Regions from separate parts of the Homo sapiens genome. Here region 1 is linked to region 2. A link is an interaction called in ENCODE POLR2A ChIA-PET data of the cell type or tissue named here. Cell type or tissue: Panc1. All regions are shown on one strand. Each heading gives the region's core, and the rest is flanking DNA. Links, peaks and the distances in the headings are about the cores only. Region 1 overlaps LOC105376360 (a long non-coding RNA gene). Region 2 overlaps LOC105376360 (a long non-coding RNA gene).

What was found. Peaks named below come from ENCODE experiments on the same cell type or tissue, not always from the same donor. Only the 100,000 strongest peaks of a DNase experiment are listed, where the experiment ranks them.
Region 1: POLR2A ChIA-PET joins it to region 2 with 6 read pairs; 2 of 35 experiments call an interaction of 5 or more read pairs at or near these places.

Annotation. Positions count from the first base shown.
Region 1 is chr10:3,605,712-3,608,627 of GRCh38, forward strand. All of the region lies in intron 1 of LOC105376360 (a long non-coding RNA gene), which reads left to right. Among named protein-coding and RNA genes, the nearest start is that of LINC02669, 100 kb to the left of the region's middle. In Panc1, for the core only: no CTCF peak of the experiment used is centred there; no DNase peak of the experiment used is centred there.
Region 2 is chr10:3,661,665-3,664,580 of GRCh38, forward strand. All of the region lies in intron 1 of LOC105376360 (a long non-coding RNA gene), which reads left to right. Among named protein-coding and RNA genes, the nearest start is that of KLF6, 120 kb to the right of the region's middle. In Panc1, for the core only: no CTCF peak of the experiment used is centred there; no DNase peak of the experiment used is centred there; H3K27ac peaks cover 292 bases.

The DNA of each region.
Region 1 (2,916 bases), core at 158-2,657, 56 kb before region 2:
AGTAATGATGAGTTTGTGGGACCTTTCATACCTTAATGGTGAGAAGATAAAATGGTACAACCACTTTAGAAAACCTGCAGTGTCTTAGAAAACTAAACACACGCCCATTCTATGGCCCAGTAATGTCGTTTCTAGGTATTTACCCAAGAGAAATGAAAACATATGTCCACAGAAATATTTGGGCAAGAAGGTGTATAGCATTCTTATTCATAATAGCCCAATTTAAGAATTCAAATTTTTATCAACAGAAAAATGGATAAGCTGTAATTGTACAGTAGAATACTTTTCAGAAATTTAAAAAACTGAATTGCTGACAAAAGCAGAAACATGGATGAGTCACAAAAATGTGTTGATCTAAGAAGCTGAACACAAATGGAAACATTTAGTATGATTTCATGATTATATAAATTAATATAGTTGTTGCCAGTAGGGGTTGAGAATTTGCTGGAACGGCCCCCAGGGAGGAGTTTCTGGGGTGATAGAAATGCCCCCGTCTTGTTAGGGGTGCTGGTTATGGGGGTATATATTTATTAAAACACATAGACTTACACATTTAAGATCTGTGCATTTCATTGTATATAAATCTTACTTCAACTTTAATATATCAGATACATTTTTGCATGTCAAGGCAAACACATCAACTGCATTTGTTAAATCACTTTTTAAAGCATGATCTAGTATTAATAACCTGAAATTGGTTGAAAATCCTAACCATGATGGTTAGGGTTCTTTCCACATCTGATTCTATGGGTTTTGCACTGCTCTTGATTTGATTCATTCAGGGAGTATGCTATCTTCTGATTTTTGTAACTGTGGAGTAGCATGTCTTGTAAAAATTTACCTTCATTCTTGAGTCAGTTCTCTTCTAAGCATCTGGTGAATGCCCACACAAGAAATATGTAAATTCACTTGGCTTAAATATCCCCTCATTCTTGTTGATATATTGGACTTGGCCTCAAGATGGTATTGGAAGACTAGTTCAACTGTACGTTAGTGTTATCTTTAGGGAAATATGGTGGAAATCTGAGGCAAAGAGTAGAAATAGTTCACCAAAATATATTACTTAAGGTTAGCAACCCAACTAAAAGCTTTTGGGGTAGTGTGGTTGCTGGCTTGGCTTTAGCATTGCTTTTTAAAGGTGAAGGTTTGTTTAATTCCATGTGGTTGGGGTGAGAAGAGGAACAAGAGACCAAGAGAAGATTAATAAAAGTGAGAATAAAATAGAAAATGCAAAGTCAGGGCCAGCTGCTTGCCAGTGTGAATGGAATTACAATAATAATCTGGATGAGTTAGAGGCCAATGATAAAAGCACAATAAATTCCCAGAAAATTAGATTACTGAGAAAATCAGTCAAAATTTAAAAGCTGGGTTTTTTTTTTTCTTTCCCCAAGATGGCAGAATAGAGGCTTTTAGCATGTCTCAGCCACTTGGAAATAGAGAGGCAGGGCATTGACATGAATTCTGAGAGCTTTAATTCAAGAAGAAAAATGAGAATCCGATGGAGTTGTGAAGGACCCCCCAGAACCTGCAGAGGAGAATGTGGGCAAACAGCCCCTGCAACAGCATCTGGCTGATCAAAGCAGATCTCTGAGCATTCAGAACACCCTCTCCCCTGGAACAGCAGCCTGAGCCACTCCACCTTTCCAAGGCAGAGATCCTGGTGCAGGTGGACCCTTTCCACTCCAGGCCCAGGCAGTTCTCCAGGCCTCTCTAGCACTGACTCTCCAGGATTAGGCATTTGGATGCCCCACATCTCCATGCAGAGAACTTGGAGCCAAGGATATTTTCAAGCTCCATGCCTAGACACACCTCTGGGCACATGATGGTCACCCATTGAATTATCCTTCGATGTTGGTGCTTATGCCTGCCATTGGGAAATCTGTAGGTGGACTCTCCAGGTCTGGCCTCACTCATCCTGGTCTCCAGCCCTGTGGGGAGTTTAGGTGAGAATGCAGCCAACAAACCCATTGTCTAAGGCAACAAAGAGCTTCTCCCAGTAAACAAGAATAAAGTATATGCCCAGCCATGTTGGCTGAAGTGATTATTATCTATAAATACCATCAACTGGCTTGTAGGCCAAAGAGCACAGTGCAATATAAAACCTGCTGACAGAAGTACATAGGGCTATAGAAGTAAAGTCAAAAGACCCTACCCAGTGCTCTACAGTTATATCCCCTGGAGTGGGGGTAGGGGGAGAAGGAGAAAGGAAACTATATATATTTTAGAGAAAGAAAGAAAACGAAAAAATTCTACTCACATGAATATAATTACAAAACTCAAGAGTGCTGGCATCTCTAGTTGAGAAGAAACCAGCACAAGAATTCTGGCACCATAAAAATCTAAATGTAGTGACACCACCAAAGGATCACACTAGCTCTTCAGCAGTTGTTAACCAACATGGAAACTAAGAAGTGACAGATAAAAAATTCTAGGCATGGATTTCAAGGAAGCTCAATGATATCTAAGACAAGGTTTAAAATCAATGCAGAGAAACTTTCAAAGCCACCGAGGAAATGAAGGAAGAGATAAACACCTTTAAAGAAATCCATCAGAGCTTCTAGAATTGAAAAACTCACTTAAGGAATTTAAAAATACAATTGACAGCTTTATCAATAGACTAGACCAAGCAAAAGAAAGAATTTCAGAGCTTGAAGACTGGTCTTTTGAACTAACTTGGTGAGACAAAAATAAAGAAAGATGATTTTAAAAAGATGAACAAAGCCTTTGAAAAAATGTGGGATTATGTTAAGCCACCAAATCTGCATATTACTGGCATTCCTGAGAAAGAAGGAGAAAATATAAACAACCTGAAGAACATATTTAAGGGAATAATTCAAGAAACTTCCCATAATCTTGCTAAAGAGATAGACATCCAGATATGAGAAATACAGAGAACACCTACAAGATGTTATACAA
Region 2 (2,916 bases), core at 286-2,785:
AGGCTGGTGCGGGTACAGGGAAAATTGGAGAGATGTTGGTCAAAGGGTACAATGTTTCAGCTAGACAGGAGAAATAAGTTAAAGATCTATTGTGCATTATGGTAACTATAGTTAATAACAATATTTTGTATGCTCGAAAATTTCTGTTAAAAGAAAAACTTTAGCCAAATTAAATTTAACCCAGTTTAGTTGAGCAAAGAACAATTCACAAATTGGGCAGCCTCCCAAGACAGAGGAGGCTCAAAGACTCCAGCGCAGCCATGGGGTGGAAGATTTATGGAGAGAAAACAGAAAGGAAGTGAGGTACACAAACAGCTGCATTGGTTACAGCATGGCATTTGCCTCCGTTGCACATGGTTTGAACAGTTGGCCCCCTTTGCTTGGCAAAAGCTCAGTGATTGGCACAAGAGTAGGCTACAGTCTGTTTACATCTCCATTTAGGTTTTAGTTCACTACGTACAGAGAAACCTTTAGGCCAAACTTAAAATATGGAAGGAGGCAGCTTTAGACTAAACTTGATTTAACATTGCTAAGAAGGTGGGTTTTAGGCATTCTCACCACACATTATATGAGGTAATGCACATGTTAATAGCTTGACTTAGTTATCACTCAGTGTACACATATGTGAAAACATCACATAATACACCATAGATATAGAGAATTTTTACTTGTCAATTAAAAATAAACAAAACAAAAGCACATTGTTTTAAGTCACTAAGTTGGTATTAATATTGTTATGAAGTGATGGATAACAAAGATGTCAGGAGAAAGACTGATTTTGTCTTGAACAGATCGAGTGTGAGCCACAAGAGATTCAAGCAGAAATGCAAGTAGGCGAATGGATGTAGGGATCTGGGCTTCAGGAGAGAGGTCTGAGCCGGCTGTATCCCTGTGGGTTCAGCAGCTGTGGAGGCACTAAAAGCCATGAGAATGCATGAGACCACCAGGAAAAAGAGATAAGAGATCTGGGGTGTTGTCCTAAGACCTTAGAGACCGGAGGAGGCCCCAGTGGGATTGGAGAAGGAAAATCCCATGTGGCAGGAGGAAAACCAGGAGGGTGGCTGCATCGGAAGCAATGGGAGGAATGGGATTTGGGGGGAAAGAGTCATCAACTCTGCCCAGCACTGCTCATAGGTCCAGGAAGAAAGGGCACCATGTCTAGGGCTCTCCATCCCTCAGTGCCACTCGCCACCCACCCCACAGTCCTGCTACAGACCTCTCATCACTCAGACCTGGAACTCCTCATGACCTCCATCTCAAACCTTCTCTTTTCTTTTCTTTGCTCTTTTCTTTTTTTTCTTTTCTCTTCTCTTCTTTTCTCATCTCTTCTCCTTTCTTTCTTCCTTCCTTCCTTCCTTCCTTCCTTCCTTACTTCCTTCCTTCCTTCCTTCCTTCCTTTCTTTCTTTCTTTTTCTTTCTTTCTTTTTTTTTCTTTCCTTTCTTTCTTTCCTTTCTTTCTTTCTTTCTTGACGGAGTCTTGCTCTGTAGCCCAGGCTGGAGTGCAGTGGCACGATCTCAGCTCACTGCAGTCTCAACCTACTGGGGTCCCACCTCAGCCTCCTGAGCAGCTGGGATCACAGGTGTGCACCACCACTCTCTGCTAATTTTGAAAAGTTTTTGTAGAAATGGGGTCTTACTATGTTGCCCAGGCTGGTCTCAGACCCCTGGGATCAAGTGATCTTCCCTCCTTGGTCTCTTAAAGTGCCAGGATTATAGGGGTGAGCCACCACACCCAGCCTCTTTTCTACACTTGCCTTCCTCCATCTCTAGCCCCTTTCCTCAGCACACCTGTCCTGCTGATCCTCAGACACGTTGACACCTACTAACACTGAACTGGCGTCTTTCTACTGCACCTTGCTCTCAGTTTCCCCTTGTCCAGCTGGAGTCATCTGTGTCTGTCTTCTGTCCCAGCATCTGTGTGGGTACACAGCTCCTGCCTCTGGGAAAGGCCAGGCCAAGTGTGCATCCCACCCCAGCCCCACACCTTCCACAGATGGGGCCGCAGCATCCATGTGTGTGCACAGCTCCTGCCTCTGGGAAAGGCCAGGCACAGAGTGCTTTCCACCCCAGCCCCTCACCTTCCACGGATGGGGCCGCAGCATCCGTGTGTGTGCACAGCTCCTGCCTCTGGGAAAGGCCAGGCACAGAGTGCTTTCCACCCCAGCCCCTCACCTTCCACGTATGGGGCCGCAGCATTGCTCCCTCTCTGCAGGGTCAGGGCATCTGACATCCTCTCCAAAAGAACACTGTGGTGTATCTTTGTGTACATTGTTGTGTACCTTATAATTGTGTATTTAATTATACTTACACTTTGGTCAGTGGAGTAGGAGTGTTGTAAATACTTTGAATAATGGTTTTCTTTAAGAATCAAGAGGGCCAGTTGCGGTGGCTCGCGCCTGAAATCCCAGCACCTTTGGGAGGCCAAGGTAGGAGATCACTTGAGGCCAGAAGTTCAAGACCAGCCTGGCCAACCTGGCGAAACCCAGTCTTTACTAAAAATACAAAAATCAGCTGGGCATGGTGGTGCACACGTGTAATCCCAGCTACTTGAGAGGCTGAGGCAGAAGAATTGCTTGAACCCAGCAGGCAGAGGTTGCAGTGAGCCAAGACCATGCCACTGCATTCCAGCCTGGGTGACAAAGAAAGACTGTGTCTCAAAAAAAAAAAAAAAAAAAAAAAGAATTAAGGATGAAGTTATGCCTGAAATTCTTCAGTTATAATAAATCAGTTCTCTTCTTTCCCATCTTGTCATTTTCTTCAGAGAACTTGTCATAATTTATAAGATGCTGGTAAATAATATAAATACGTTTGCATGTTTATTTATAGAGTCTGCACCCCCATTCGACTATAAGCTCTGTAGGTGGGGAAAGTGGCATTTTTGTCTGCTACTCTGGGCCTGGTACAGTAGGTGACACC